Regions from separate parts of the Mus musculus genome. Here region 2 is linked to region 1. The links are chromatin loops, found by intact Hi-C in ENCODE. Cell type or tissue: heart. All regions are shown on one strand. Each heading gives the region's core, and the rest is flanking DNA. Links, peaks and the distances in the headings are about the cores only.

What was found. Hi-C counts contacts between places; a loop is a spot of excess contacts. Peaks named below come from ENCODE experiments on the same cell type or tissue, not always from the same donor. Only the 100,000 strongest peaks of a DNase experiment are listed, where the experiment ranks them.
Region 2: a loop joins it to region 1, with 2.4 times the contacts of the local background. A loop is called at or near these places in 3 of 42 quality-filtered maps.

The regions. Positions count from the first base shown.
Region 1 is chr5:74,787,233-74,795,300 of GRCm38, reverse strand. No RefSeq gene overlaps it. Among named protein-coding and RNA genes, the nearest start is that of Lnx1, 88 kb to the right of the region's middle. In heart, for the core only: a CTCF peak has its summit at 2,922; a DNase peak (open chromatin) is centred at 2,800; H3K4me3 peaks cover 719 bases; H3K27ac peaks cover 1,389 bases; H3K27me3 peaks cover 449 bases.
Region 2 is chr5:75,039,632-75,047,699 of GRCm38, reverse strand. Chic2 (cysteine-rich hydrophobic domain 2) reads left to right here and starts at 3,059. Exons shown (of 6, transcript NM_028850.5): 1 at 3,059-3,520. The coding sequence starts at 3,402. In heart, for the core only: no CTCF peak of the experiment used is centred there; DNase peaks (open chromatin) are centred at 3,059 and 3,589; H3K4me3 peaks cover 1,723 bases; H3K27ac peaks cover 1,626 bases.

The sequences.
Region 1 (8,068 bases), core at 1,949-4,448:
CATTCCTGTCAGTCAGGCCAGAGTGGTGACCACATGCCCACCATTCACTTATGAACCATACTTAAGTGTCATCTGTGTTACAATTCAAAGGAGTCTGCTTACCTTCTTCCTTACCACAAGCATCAGGCAAAAGGAGACCAAAACAGGAAATACTAATGATGGCTAGGTTGTAGAATGTAGCCAAATGGGCTTAGTACAATCTCTCTCTCCCCCATCCTGAACTCACTCCCACAGCTACATGGTCAGCACCTTCTGGCAACAGCCATCTTCTAGAAACTACACTCAGGCTCAGAAGGGAGTGACCCACCCCAGAAAAGCAGCTGAGTCACCCTGTCCCAGTTTCCCCTTCTGAACTCCTCCTGACTCCCCAGTCAGATAAATCATGCCTGCTCTCTTGGGGAGACATGAGTAAAGGGCGGTGGGGGAGGCCAGGCATAGTATTCAGTACCGTAGCTCAAATCTTGGGCACCCGGGGTTTCCAGAGAAGAGAGAGCGTGGGGCAATCTCTCCTGGGAAACCACTGTGTATATATTCATGCCCCTTCCCTCAGCCACAACACAGATAAACCCCAGTGCTCAGCACCCAGACCAAAGCAGAGCTTCAGTTGTGTTTCCAAAACTCCTTGCTGCATCTGCCCCAGCCTTTGCAACAGCTGCTTTCTCTTCATCCCCTGCTCTAGATTTCCAGCTCTGGAAAGTCAGGGACCATAGCCACTATTTTAGAATTCGGCACATAGCAGATATCTCAGGACTGTTAGGGATGTTTGGATGAATAAGGAATAAAAGCTCCATACAGGTAGGATGCGAGAGTTTGAGCATGAAGTGTCGCCCCCCCCCCCCCAAAAGAGGTTCATGCACTGAAGGCTTAGACCCCAACTGGTAGTGCTATTCTGGTAGGTTCTAGAAGCCTTAGGAAGTAGAACCTATATGGAAGAAGTGGGTCAAAATGGGTATGCTCGTGAGAGCTATGACAAGTCCCCAGATCCCTTGTCACTTCTGCTTTCTGGTTAGACATACATGATGGTACCACCATGACCCACGTTTCTCCACAGAACCAAGTAACCATGGACTGAGCCCTTTGAAACCGTGAGCCAAAAGAATCCTCCCATTTAAATGTTTCCCTTAGGTATTCTGGTCCTGGCACCTAAAGTTCTAACATATAGGTCCACCCAGTCCCACCATATATATGCCATTTGATTCTGTCTAACGGTAAAGTTGCCTTAGTTCTAAGGGGAAGAGTGTACCATCCTAGAACAGAAATCCCTGAGGGTCCCAGACTCAAGAGACAATTGGGGTCAGAACTAAAATCTTCAGGAAGCTAAGAGTTCCCAAGTGACATGAGCCCTCCCTGCTCCCTGCAGCTGGCACTGGCCCTAGCCTGAGTACTGGCCTCTTATAGGCCTCTTCTTGTCTACATATGGTTTCAGCCTTCCTCTAGGGGGCTTAGAACTTAGGCTCGGGGCTAACAACTACATCTGGGAGGCTCTAACCCAGAGAAACACAAAGACCTCTTTCAAAGTACAAGTACTGAAAAAAAAAATATAATCTCAACACTTCCTCCGTATGCGTCATACCTTTTTTTTTTTTTTTTCCTGATGTCAATAGCATGTTGGCCGATTGGGTCTCAGAGACCATGTTAGGATGAACACTGGTTGCTGTGTTTAATTAGAAGGGCAAAAGATAGAGTAGCTTGGACTTTGAGCAGAAAGAAAACCAAGAGGAGGAGCTATGAGGCCTGGCAGATGTTCTCTGACACAGTCAGTCCCTGCCAGCTCTGGGCCCTGTCCCACCCCTGTAGAAATTCTGGCAAGTCCTATCGTTATTTTTTCTAACCTGTCATTATCTGTCTCCTGGAGGTAATAACTTCAAATTTCATAGGACTGTTCAGTGAAAATTAAACAAAAGGAAACACATCGGATACTTTCTATAGTACTAAACATATAGCAAGTATCTGGCACCAGTATTTTTGAATCATAGACATTGCTTTATTGTTTTTTGCTTTGCTTTAAGATTTGCTTGTAAGATTCTAGAGAGAGGCAAGCGGCCAAGGAGAAAAAGATGATTAACAGTTTCCAGGGACCCATGCTGAAGTAGTGGTAACGCTGGAGTGACCCCTTGCTGGGGCACAGATGTTCAAGCCTCCAGATGTTCACACTGGACTGGTTTTCTGTATGTAGCACAAAGGAGCTGAAACCCAAACAGGTCTGGGAAACTTGTACAAGCACAAAGTCAGTCGGGAGCACAGCGACAGTCTTAAATCAATTGCAAATAAAAGCCCCAAGAAGGAACTCTACTACCGCCTGCACCCGCGGTAACCTGGAAAGCTTGCTTCTGCTTCGGGTTTCTCCACATTATACAAAGGAGTAGGAGAGAGAGAAGTGGGGAAAGAGGAGGGGTGAAAGATGGGGAGGGGAAGGATGGAGAGGAGGAAGAGGAGAAGAGAGGGGGAAAAGGGAAGATGGAGGAGAAAGAAGAGGGGGAAGAAAGCGGTGGGGGGAGACTTTTTAAACATTCCTCCCCCAACTTCCTGCCTCCTGGAGAGAGGAGCCAGCAGCCACCAGAGATCTTAGAGGGACGCCTTGTGTCTGGGCCACCACGGGCAGTCAAGGAGCCTTGCTTTTGGTCCTAGGGGAAGCTGTCCCTTGAGGAGGCTGCAGTGTGTCCACCAACATGGTTCAATGAGGGCAGTAGTTTGCACACATGGGGAACCACTAGGAATGACAGAGTCTAGCCCCGGGGCTATTTTAGGCCAGACCCAGAATTGGAGTCAGTGGAGGTTTTGTTTATGTAACATCTGCTCAAGGCTCTTTGGAGCAAATAACCCAGGCTTCCAGGCCTGCGCTCGCTCAACGAGCAGGGGCGTGGCTTCGAGCTTCCTGTTGTTCTTGGCACTGCTTCCCTGCTGTTGTGGCTCCTCTCCCAAAGCTGTTTGCTGCCTCCTAGGCTCAGCGCAGTAGCTTTCTCCTTAGATCCCTTTCTAGGGTCAGGATAGCTTGTAAGTAGCCATGAAGCTAGAGGAGATGGTACCGCAGGGACTATGCTCCAGGGAGTTGCTTCCTGACCCCCGGGTGTCCTGGCCACTTGTCAGCCTCCCCCTGCTTCACAGTGCCCGCCCGATCTCTTACTTGAACAGCTTTCATGACAGGTCTGGCATGCTAGACAAAAGATTCTGTTCTGTATTCTGAGAGCACAGATCTGAATCACGACCTGCACCTGATCCTTGCGGTCTGGAATTGTCTTTACCTGAAAAGCATATAAACAGGACTGTTTCTTGGTGTCCTCCTGCGATTGGCTCCAGTACCCAGTGGATACTGAGATGCAAGGATGCTCGAGTACCTTCTGTGAGATGGATAGTGTTTGCATAAAACCCACGCAATCTCCTGATTACTTGTTTCACACAAATCAATGTAAGTGCTGTGAGTAGCTGCAGTTATTGCTTAGGGGAAAATGACCAGGAAAACAGGAGTGTACATGTTTAGGACAGATGCGGTTGTTTTTCATAAACATTGTTGTCTGTGTTTGATTGACCCCATGAAGGCAGAGCAGACACAGTGGGTTACCGTACATATTATAATATACACTAATTTTCTTTGTTTCAGGCCTTCTCAAGGGCATGAAGACTGTAGCTTTCTAAAAATCCAGATAATGTAGGTACTGTGTATTTTGTCATGAACTCTTTGTATGTCTGTGTGTGACAATTACGTATGTGTATGCATATCTATAGCTATCTATATTTATATCTATCTATATATAATGTATTTTGACTAAATTCACTCTCCCCCATTCTTTCTTGTCCCCTCTTGCTGAACTCCATATTCCTTCCACCCAGTCCCTCTCCTACTTTCCTGACATTTTTTCTGTTCTTCCTCCCCGTCCCCACTCACAACTTACTGATTTTAATCAGCATTGTTTACATGAGCTTGGATAGGAATACTATTTCCTAAAGTCTGGACGACCTACCTGTGGCCAGGAGGAAAATCCCCTCCCCTCCCCTCCCCTGATACCCTGTTAGCTGCCAAGAACTCCTCAAGGAAGGCTAGGCCTCATGAGGAGGCCTCCCTCCCTTACAAATGATGGACCACTGATGGGCCCTCAGTGGGCAGGTAACCATGGCTACAAGTTTATGAGTACAGTGGCCATGTCATCCTGAAGATTGGGCTTCGCAGCACTCTTCCTCATCTTCTGACTTACATTCTTTCTAGTCCCTGCTCCATGATCCTCTTTGTGCCTTGGAGGGGGAAATACAGATGTGTGGATACACACAGAGGATAGCACTGTCAGAACGCCCCACTGCCTCAGCCGGTGGCAGAGGCTACTGCCTCACTCTCAGCATCTCGGAACAGGAAGCAACTCAATGTCCCACCAAAGTGAAACAGATAAGTAAACTTAGCTACACTCACACAGCATCTCATATACTCATACAGAATACTCTGCCTCTGCAGAAAAGAATGTGTCACCCATGCCCTCAACTGTACCCATGTCTAGATCTGTACCCATGCCCACATCTGTACCCATGCCCACATCTGTACCCATGCCCACATCTGTACCCATGGCCGTATCTGTATCCACACCCACATCTGTACCCATGCCCACATCTGTACCCATGCCCACATCTGTACCCATGCCCACATCTGTACCCATGCCCACATCTGTACCCATGGCCGTATCTGTATCCACACCCACATCTGTACCCATGCCCATATCTGCGCCTGTACGAGCAGGATATGAATGAAGTCTCTGCCAATAGGAACAACTTTAGGAAAAACTTTAATTTTTTCCTCATGTTTGAAGGCAAATTTTCAAGTCTCTAAACCCTTGCCTAACTTCTGCTAATCTTCTCTGGCGTAGAGAAGGGCGCCAGCTTCCTAATAGCTCTGCTTCCCACAAGCCTGGGGAAGTGGAAGCACAGCTCTTGGTGGGGAAGAACTCAACTTTGATTGTAGATTTTCTTATTCTTACTAAAACCCAATAGACTAGCCAGTTGACCAAGGGAAAACAGTTGTTTCAAATTAGGTATAATTTTGAATTAAGCCAACATCGGCTTAATACATTTCAACTTAGATATTTTCCTATACACAAGATATTTCCCTAAGTCCTACAAAGATCGATATTTGGCCTCACGCTTTGTAAAACATCAAAGCAAGCTTGTTTCTGACAGTTGTACTGCCAATGCCCTGGATTCAGAGGAAAGGATTTTTATAAAAATCATTTCTGTCCGGGGACGGAGTCTTCATTCACTCAAGTAATAGATTTGGAAACAAAAGCAGTTAAGACATGTACGCTCCACTAACAAGCCAAAGTGCTTGCAGGTCTGTAAAACATGGCGCTACTCCAGGCAGTTCATCATCCCATCCATCTTCCCCTCGCAGATACTCCATCAGGTTTGTGAAAATCTCTGGCTTTTGTACTTGGGTCTCACTCACCTGATACTCCAGTTTTCAGTGAAAGAGTATTAAATGAATTAGAAACAAAGAAGCCAGAGACACTTGAAGGAGAGTCAGCCATCGGAGAAACTAGCTCTAGATCTTTCTGGCCTGGCCAAGGGACTGGAAGCAAGTTATCTCACCTACCTGAGCATCGCTGCCACCATTCATAAAATGGGTACAGTAATACTGACCTCCGAGTTTTTGATAAGAATCCAGAAACATACCAGTGGGGTGTTGGAATAAAATGCCCCTCCCCATTTAAGAAATATGGTAGTTGTGTTAGACGTTTTAGCAATGGAAATTAATACAGACAAATGGTCTTCTCCCTGCAGGAGCTCACGACTGATCAATAGTTACCACTCCACCGAGCGGCTAAAAAGATGTTTCACATAACTAACCGCCCCTCAGGGAAAGGTGATAAAAACCACAAAGGTATGTGATACTGCCTCACACAGGTTAGAAATGTCTACTGTAAAAAACACAAACAGACAAAAAACAAATCAGGAAATAAATGTTTTTTTTTTCCTTAGTGGCACAGAGAATTATAGTATGTCTTCCGTCATTGTCATTTAGAGATGACATCGTGATATTGTTTCTTAGCCACTTCCCCTCTCTAGAATGCCTCCTTTACAAGACAGAGAACTCTTGATTTTTCTCTGTTGCTACATTCCAACCATCTAGAATCACGCTGGCACATGGTAGCCTCTCAACAAGCATTGGCTGAATGGATGGATGGATGAAGTCCATGCCTATTGTCAATCAGCGGATGATGAAACAAATGCATGACTTGTTTCATCACATGGAAAAGGAACCTTTTCCTTACCTCTTCTTTCCCAGGATCCCTCCTAAAGGACAGCCTTGTTGGGGCCCCTCTACTCATCCTCCAGGGAAGGAAGGCTTCCAGGAGCCGGGAGGCTGGGATGGATCTCCCTATAGGACATGGAGTTAATGGGTTTGGTTCAGTCCTGGCACCGAGACAAAAACAAAACAAAATAAGCAAGAAATTAGAGCAACCAGGAAGAGACATCCATAGATGACAGGGACAATACTCATGGTTAGCTCAATTGCAGCAGTGTTGGTTCATAAAGCCTTTAACACTTAACCCACTCATTCATTCACTCATTCATTCAGCAAATGTTCCTGAGATGCTGAAGTTGAAGTTGCCCTGCCCTGTAGTAAAAGTGTCTGCCCTGGTTCCAAGGGGTTCAGCTCTGCCTCGGGTATGCCCTGAGGGTGCCCGTTTGCTACCTCCTGCTTTCGATTTGCTTTAGGGAAGCCAGGGGTGGAGGGGAGAGCAGGTGTTCTCCCTGACAGTCTTGGGGTCCAGTGTCAGGTGTCACAGGTGGTCTCTGTCCTGTTTCTCAGCACCAGGGCTCCCACCTTGCTGGCTTTGTCTACCTTAAGCTTCAAGAGTCAGTTACCAAATACCTCTCTCACTGTCTTTCTGGAAGGACCCGAGTCAGTGAAGAAAGGAATCCCATGAGAGGGAAAGGTAAAAACGTTCTGTATCACCGAGATCCACTTCTCAAATAGGTTCAAGTTGACAGTTCACACTCCATTTTTAGGCTTACCCATCATGCCCCAGGCTTAACCTATCTGGGCATGCCTGCCATACTTAGAAGTTAAAGGGGTGTTAACTCTTTAGAAAGCAGTAGGAAAAGAAGAAATATTTAGGTTCTCAAATGTCTTTATTTTGTCTTAATCTGAAAACAAATGTTTTAGTGTGTATAGAAATCTCTTAGATTTCCCCCAAGTCAATACTAAGTGTAATGTTGAAGTGATTAAAGTTTGCCAAAGGAATGTTGATGTTGACCTTTTATGGAGAGGATGGTCCACGAAACTCACATGATATTCCTGATGCTACCAGGTGAGAAGTGTGACTGTGTCATAGTAAGACACAGAGCATTACATGTGGGGAGCGGGTGTGGCGGCAGTCCCAAAGGCGCCAGGGACTGCAGCTAAGTCATATGACTTGCACCTGACTTCCTCATATAAGACACAAACATCTTGAGTGCTGCGCAGGTGTACCAGGATACAGGTGAATCCAATTTGGTGGAGATTTGCCCCTGCTGCCCTGATTAGCTGAAGCTGCGTGCCTGGTGAGGGGGCGTGGCCTGCGGTGCGTGGATGGGAACTGAGAGTATAAAAGAGTGAGAGGCCCAGGGTTCAGGGGAGATATAAAAACAAGGGAGATATAAACAGGGGAGATATAAAAACAAGGGAGATATAAACAGGGGAGATATATAAACAAGGGAGATATAAACAAGGGAAATATAGAGAAAGAAGAAACAGGACTGAATAAACGTGTGCAGAAGGATCCTGCTGTGGCGTTGTTCTTGCTGGCGAGTTGGGGGCGCGCTCGAGAGTTGGTGCCGAAACCCGGGACAAGAAACATCTTCAGGCACAAGCGAAGACCCCCTGCTACAGGGAGGATTCAGAACTGCAACACGGGGAAGAAGTGGTTAATAAAGGTTCCCGTAAAACAGACTGTTGAGAAGGATCCGGCGTGGATTCAGAACTTTTCAGCTGGGGAACGGTACTGATGAAGAGAAAGAAGAAAGATGAAGACTGAATAAACTGCTGTTAGAAGGACTGGTGGTCGTGTCGTTCTTGCTGGTCGAGAGCGGGCGTGACAATTGGTGG
Region 2 (8,068 bases), core at 1,872-4,371, 250 kb before region 1:
TGCTGGGACTAAAGGCATGTGCCACCATTGCTTGACTCGTTGGAGGTCTTAAATCTATGAATGACAGGCTCCTCGCCACCCAGAAGGATGAGACAAGAGTATTGCCACACATCTGAAGCCAACCTGGGCTACATGACAGGTTCTAGGCCAGCCTGGGCTATGAAGTGAGTTGCCATCTCACCCCCATCCCACCCCCACTCCCCGCCTCAAATAGCAACTAAAGTCTTGGCTCCTGGGGTTACTGAGCTGTCCTGTTTGTTTTAAGCCAGTTGATCTGAAGGAACATGTGAACGTGAGGAGCATGAAGAGGTATACAAAAGAAGAGACATGTTTGCAGGGGTGTGTACTGTGGGCACAGGAGAGGGGGAACATTTTGACAAAGACTGGTTCATACTCAGGAAAGGCGGAGGGAGTCATTTGGCAGGAAGCAATCCTGGAGTGTTGGGGGTGGAGTTTGGAATTATGATGTCAACTATTATAGAGAAATGCTTGACTCATCCTTCCTCGCCCTCTTGGCCTTGCTCCCAGGTCTCGAGCCCCTTTACTGACACCAGCAGGTTCCCCCCCCGCCCCCCCAAACCGGAAGAAGAGTCAAAAAGAAAGAAAACAACTAAAAACAATGACTTCTCTTCACACCTCGGCAATGGGAGTCAGACCGATCTCTCTGTCGGAGTCCAGCCAGAGTGCTCCTCCCACGCAAAGTCAGTGCTGCGAGAGTGAGCTTCTTGCCAGTCCTCTGCCGCCTAATTAACTCCCAGTGTTCTGCCGGCAGTGCCAGCCATGATCCATCTCCATTCAGAAAACATTCTTGTAGGTTCTCCTCTGAAGACGGATCTGTGGAGGGTGCTGGAGAAAGAAGGGGCTCTTCCAGTTTCTTCTGTCCTTGGAAAGTTGTCAGCTGGGTGATGCTCAGCGGCTGTGTTGACTGAGAGGTGGATTCTGGGTTGTACACAGCATGCAGGGTGTGGCCCATGACCGAAACAGACCCATTTTCCTCCTCCTCCTCCCTCATCCTTTCTGCAGCCACTCTTTGAATGTGGCCACTGGGCTCTTGATTACTGTCAAGGAGGAGGCTCAGGAACTCTCTGCAGCCAATGTGTTGAAGTTGAAGTCCTGAATGAGAGTATTAAATACACACATACACACGGGATCAAGAGCAAGTTCACATAGGGTCTCTGAAACTAATAATACTTCACGGACACTGAAACATTACACAATGCCAAAGGAACGTGGTGATCTTCATGGCAGAGAAGCGGGGAAGAATCAAGAATGTTTCCTGTTGTGACTATATATCCCTCTTCTAAGCATTCCACGTACATCAAGAGACTCTGTCAAGTAGCCCAAGGGATAGGTACTATTATATCTATTTTATTTTAGAGACAAGGCTCTATTATAGCTCAAACTGGCTATATAGAGTGATGTTCAATGCCTAATTTTCCTGTCTCCATCTCCCACCTGCTAGGGTTTTATAGATGTGTGCTACCACGCCGCACTTTTGTCTTCCTGTGACAGGTCAAAGACCAAGAGGTTAAAGGACTTGGCCAGGGTCCCATAGGAAATGATAGAGGGCGATTCAAAGTCAGCCTTCAGAACTACCAAGTTAAGCTGCCTCCTGTGTGTATGCTCCATTGGAGCCTTTGACATACCCTCTGACTCCCACCCCCCTAGAGAATTATGGTTGCTTGCCTTAATGACAGAAAAGTTACTGCCAGAGACTGTAACATACATAGTCGCGCGTGCACGCGCACAGACACACACACACACACACACACACACACACACACACACACAGCTGACCACACAGTAGGTTCAGTGTTTATTGAATGAATAAATCTGGGAAAGCATAAGTCTGACGCATCGACTATTTTTCCCTGCCTAGCTCACTGCCCTTTTTTTTTTCCCCAGATCTTTCCAGGATTAAGTTGTCCAGCATTTTCCACTCTCATGTTAACCTTTGTACGTTTTCTGCTTGGACAAAGACCCGTAAACGAACTTGAAGGATGCGAACACTGCGTAGAGAACTGTTTGTGGACACTGGGTCCAGTACAACTCCTCTTTCCTTTCCAGACCAATGAGGAACTCTTGTTACCCCATGGTCCAGTTTGCCGTAGGAGTCCAGTTCTGTTCCTATGTTGTTTGGATGCTTGGCAGACTCTTGATTGTGAAACCAGGTCCAAGGTGATCCATGAGTCCACTGTTCCTCCCTTCCCCCATCCCCTCTTGTGGAGAAAACATTTTTCACTAGAGAGACGAAGCATACAACTGCAACTTCTTAATTGGAACACAGAGAACTTGTCAACTTTGTTAGGTAGTATTGATGGTGAGATTTCTTGTTAACAAACAAACAAACAAACAAACAACCTGGGCTAAAAGGACAGAATATTTGGCTTTGGAGATATTTTGGAAAATCAGGTAGGACAGTAGACAGGAAAGCACTGTTTGCCGGGCAGTGGTGGTGCACGCCTTTAATCCCAACACTTGGGAGGCAGAGGCAGGGGGATTTCTGAATTCGAGGCCAGCCTGGTCTACAGAATGAGTTCCAGGACAGCCAGGGCTACACAGAGAAACCCTGTCTCGAAAAACCAAACCAAACCAAACCAAACCAAACCAAACCAAACCAAACCAAACCAAACCAAACCAAACCAAACCAAACCAAACCAAACCAAACCAAACAACAACAACAAAAAAAAAGAGAATGCACTGCTTTGTTAATCTCAAGTTGGCAAAGTCAACCAACTCTGCTTCGCATCGTGGACTAAAAACGTTTTATTAAACCGGCAGTCAGATTCTCTGGTCCGGCCAGGGGCTTCGCCCGCTGTCGTTGTTTGGGCTACAGATTACTCCAGCCTGGCTCTAGGAGTCGAGTCGGGGTCAGCGCCCCCGATCCTCACAGACGCCGCCTTCCGGGTCGCTGACCCTGGAGCCGGAGGGCGGGGCCGCGCCGGGTGGAAGCGGAGGAAGAGGCCGGCGTCCCGGGAGCGCGCGAGACCGTCCGCGTGAACGCGCCCGCCCGCCCACCCGCGCGCCCGCGCCCACGCCCGCGCCCGCCCGCGCTCCCGGGAAGTCTCGCGATGCGGTAGCCGGCTGCTCCTGCTGCGGGTGGCTCGGGCTGTTGCTGTGGTTGCCGGAGTTGCGGCGGCGACGGCGGCGGCGCTGGCGCGGGCGGCGGCGCTGGCGGGGGTGGCGGCCCCGGCGGATGTTGACATTGTGTTGTTGTTCCTGCCCACGGTAATGGCGGCGGTGGCGGCGGCAACGGCGGCGGCCGGGACCAGGTCTCCTCAGTAGCCGGAGCCCACACTGCCGAGCGCCAGCTCCGCGGCCTCCGCGCCCGCCGCCTCACCAGCCGTTCCCCGCGGCCGCCCCAGAGCCAGGGCCCCGGGCGGGGGGCTCGCCGGCTCGGGATGGCGGATTTCGATGAAATCTACGAGGAGGAGGAGGACGAGGAGCGGGCCCTGGAGGAGCAGCTGCTCAAGTACTCGCCCGACCCGGTGGTGGTCCGCGGCTCCGGTCACGTCACCGTGTAAGGCCCTGCGAGGGCTAGGACGAGGACGGGTGGCGAGGCGCGGGCGGGGTGGGCCCTGGGACCCCTGGGGGTCCTCCTTTTCTTAAACCCCCGTCCCCGGTGACTGGCGCGGGACGGGGGCCTTGGGGGAAGCTCCGGCGATCAGGAAGTGAGAACTTGCTCTGCTTCCATTTGTTTAGGACTCCCAAGTGGGGACAGACACTGCCTCCCCTCCCTCCCACAGCCCCGGAGCAGGCCCCGTGGCCCGCGGGGATGTGTGGGGTCCCAGCCGGGAAGATGGCTCTTTAGGGTCTGCCTGATGGGCCATCGGTACAGGCTAGAGGTGCACACACTCACACACACACACACACACACACACACACATCTTGTGGGATCCATCTTTGTAACACCCCCCACACCCCCGTTATTCTTTGGGACTCTGCCTGACTTACAGCCTATTGACATATGGCTCAGAGGTCAGATCTGAGGTGTTAAGATCCCAGTGGCAGTTGGTAAATGAGATTCACTGTCGTGTGTCTATCACACATAACACGTAGGGGCTTCCCAGTTCCTCAAGAGTAAATTTCTGCAAAACTGATTCGAGTTGCTGTCAATTATGTATGATAGAAGTATACAGGTGGACGGAAAAAAAGAGGAGGATACATCTGTTTACAAGGAATTACAAGTACCGAGTTTCCTGTAATCCGGTCTGTTTTGGGACACGGACCTAGGTTGGCTTCTTTGATAAGGGCCCCTGTAAGGTTTATTAGCAACATCAAAAGTCCCAATATTATTCAAACAATAAGGGATGAAAGCATTCTGAAAGGTCGTGACTAATAAAGGAATGTAGACTTGGGGCAAATAATGAGTTGTCCGGAAGAAGGAAGTTTTGTAACATTTCCCTGATAAAATCCGGAGTTTGTACAACTTAGGGTATTGATACTCCTTTGCAGCTGCTATCTCCAGTTGAAAAGTCATCGCTCAAACTTCCTGTACTTGCATATCACTTTATCACTGATAGAAAAAGGCAGCGAGCCTGAAGCTGTCTGGAGCGCTTGTCATTGTTTTTTGGTGTAGGGTGAGTGGGGCGTGCTGTGGGCAAGGCGGTCAAACAGTGAGGCTCCTCAGAAGATCGGCCCTTGTGTAGTCATCCTGACTAGCCTTGTTGTTGTTGTTGGGGTGTGCTTATGTAACACCTTGGTGTCTTCGCACCTGTTAACGTGTGCATTTAGGTGATTTAACAGGGTAAAAACACTGCATAAGCATTGTTTCAGTACCTGGATAAGGAGATGGGACTTCGCACCATAATAACTGCTCTGTTTTAACTGTCAACACAAACTTAATTAAGGAATATAGCTAATTATGAATAATACAGTTTAAATGTATATCATAATGCTTTTAGTGTTATAACCTGCTATTTAATTTTTAGTTTAACTCTTAGGACTTTTTTCTTTTTCTTTTGAACTTAAGGACTATGGGTGCTTTTAAAAGCAATTACAAACAAACAAAAAACCGACACAGTGATAGTCCCAGTACTCAGGAGGCAGAGGCAGGTGGATCTGTGAGTTGCAGACTCCCCTGGTCTTCAGGGCTACATAAAGGATTTCTGAACTTTTTCATGTTGTCTGTGGTCATCCTTAAACTCCTCCTGTCAAATCAAAGCTGGCAGAAATTTATTTGCAGAGGTTCAGCTAGGGCTGGAGATGTAGCTCAGTGTTAGAGTGCTTGTCCTGGGTTCAGAGTAACCAAATAAGGTTCAAGTGCAGTTGTCATGTCTCTTCTGTTCAAGAAGAAGAAAAGCTAAACATGTTGTTGGGAAATAGAATAGTCAAAGTGCTCAGATAGAAAGTTGGATTGTAGTTGACTATTTGGAGTGGTTAACAAGTGTGTGAAGTAATTATTAGTGGTCTTTTCATCTTGTCTTTCAGAATCACCTGGCTTGTGCTCAGGAACTACTAGCCTTTATTATTATAAGCATTAGAAATAAAGTACTTCCATTTGCAGGACTAACAGTCATTTAGTCTAGTTTATCTGCCCATTAAGATCATGTGGGGAGCATCCGCTGGTGTTCCAGCCCTCTTTTTCCAGGCCAGTGGCCACATATGAGTGGAGCTCTTGTTCATGAATAGGCTTGGATGGGGTTGGAGGAAGGTCTTGGAGGTGGTTTTGATTGTACCTCGGAATCTGCTGCAGACACTAGTGATGGTGGTGTTTGCCACCTTTGCAGGAAGCCTTAGTATGTTTGTGACCTCCCTTAGACACTTCTGATAGGTAGTAACCTTCCTCTGCCACTTTTATATAAATCAATCACTTGTGTCTCCTCAGTTCACAGGATGACAGCTTTAGTTCATACCTTTCCAGATTAAGGGGTGAGATAATGTATACAGAGAATACGTGAGTGTGTGTCTTGTGCTCAGGAAACACTAGCCTTTGTTAGTTATTACCCTCCTCAGGTGGCGCTCTGCTTTGAGAAACATTTGTGTAAAATATAGATTAAGAATTCAACATTGCCATTTTCAAACCAAACCGTGGTTCATTTAGCTAATTCTCTTTTTACTTTGAACCAACTTTTGGTCAGCAAAAGCCAAACCCTGTTTTGTGGTGATACAGAATTCTATAATAATGTAAAGCTTATGTATGACCATCATGCATAATGTTAGGCATACTAGACTATGTAGCCAAGTTTGCACCTACAAGAGGCTTTGAAATTTGTGCTTATATGTTATAACGGTTTCACTTTCCTTTTCAAGTATAATCGGAAAAGTGATTAATAATTACAGTGAACCATGGGCTGGAAAGATGGCTCAGCAGTTAAGAGCATTTGCTGCTCCTACAGAGGACCAGGTTCGGTTCCCAGCACCCACATGGTAGCTTACAACCATCCATAACTCCAATTACAGCAGGCTCAACAAAACACTCATACACAAAGATAAAATAAACAAATCTTTAAAAATTAAAATTATAGTAAACCACATAAGCTTACTTCTCTTTTTGCTAAGGAGTTGGTTAAAGCATTTCTCCCTTTTACTTTTAAAGAAACAATATTATAAATGGTTACAGTATTGTCTGTCTGTAATCCAGGTCAGACTGAAAAGATTCAGGTCTGCCTGTGTGCTTGCTTTTGCAGTTGAGCCTGTCTTGTCTTGTCTTGTCCTTTCTTTTCTTTTCTTTTCCTTTCCTTTCCCTTCTCTTCTCTTCTCTTCTCTTCTCTTCTCTTCTTTCTTTCTTTCTTTCTTTCTTTTTTTTTTTTTTTTTGGTTTTTCGTCTAATTTTTCTTAATAAGCTCACTAGTACTCTAATTTGAGAAATCATTTTATTCTTTTGTGATACGTTCTTTCTAGATATTCTAGATGAGTAATGTTTTTTATTTTTGATTTGCATGTGCTAGGAGAAATCTTTTGAAGAAACATATTGAAGAAAAAACCATTTATGGGAAAAGAAAATTATAAATTCCCATGGTTTCATACTAAATACATACCTATAACTTGGAAGACTGGAAGAAGAAAGAAGTGGCAAACTTACTAGATACTGCTGGTCAAACTGATTGATACTCTTTATTGGAAGGGCATAAGCAATGTAAAACACACTGACGTAACTGATCCGTATTTATAGACAGTCACAGCTCAACATACTGCTGAGTCTAGAGGAACCAGTGTGATCATTACCAGACATATCACATAATATGTCAGTATTTACTAATTTTAGTCCAACCTATTTCTTTTATACTCTAAACTACCTTCATTATGTTGTTTGATGGGATAGAACCACAGCAAAGCCATGGTGCCCAAGATCAGCCAGCTTCTAGCCAGTTAGGTTTAGTAGTTGTTGGTAGCTACTCAGACCATGTTGAAGAACAGTTTAGCCAGCCAGGGGCCAGGCCCAGAAACTGTGAAAGGGACATACAAATGACTTTGCTGGATGGCACTGGTTTATAATTTTAATGTTTGTAGAACTTTATCTCAGATTTCAAGCTGTTTTTGAGCATATTCTTTACTCTGTGTGTGTGTGTGTGTGTGTGTGTGAGGGCATGTGATCCTGTGGGGAAGGCATCTTCCCTATGGGCTCCTATGGGTCAGGCTTGGCAGCAAGTACCTTTGCTTACTGAGCCATCTTTCCAACCCTACTTTGATGTCTCATAAGGATGATAACTCTTAAGGAATGTGTTTGTATAAAAGAATTTTTAAAAGTTGAGGAAATGAATTTAAAAGTAATTCAAAGCTTGTGTTAGCTGATAATCTACCATTGTTGTGTGTATAATAGTCATTGGTATCTTATTTCAGACTCATCCCGTATCTGAACCAGACTTGAGGCTCTCCTAGAGTAGGCCTCATATTTGATTTTTAACTTGAGTTTTCTCATTAATTTGTTCAGTAAAATAAAACCCTTTAATCCCAGCATTCAGGCAAAGGCAGGCAGGTCTCTTGCGTTTGAGCAAGATTGGTCTATTTTAGTGAGTTTCAGACCAGCCATGGTTACAAAGAGAAATCCTAGCTTATGAAAAAGTAAATAAACTTAAACAAAGTAAATTACAGAGGCAATTAGTGTGATGAAGAATATGAAGGAAGA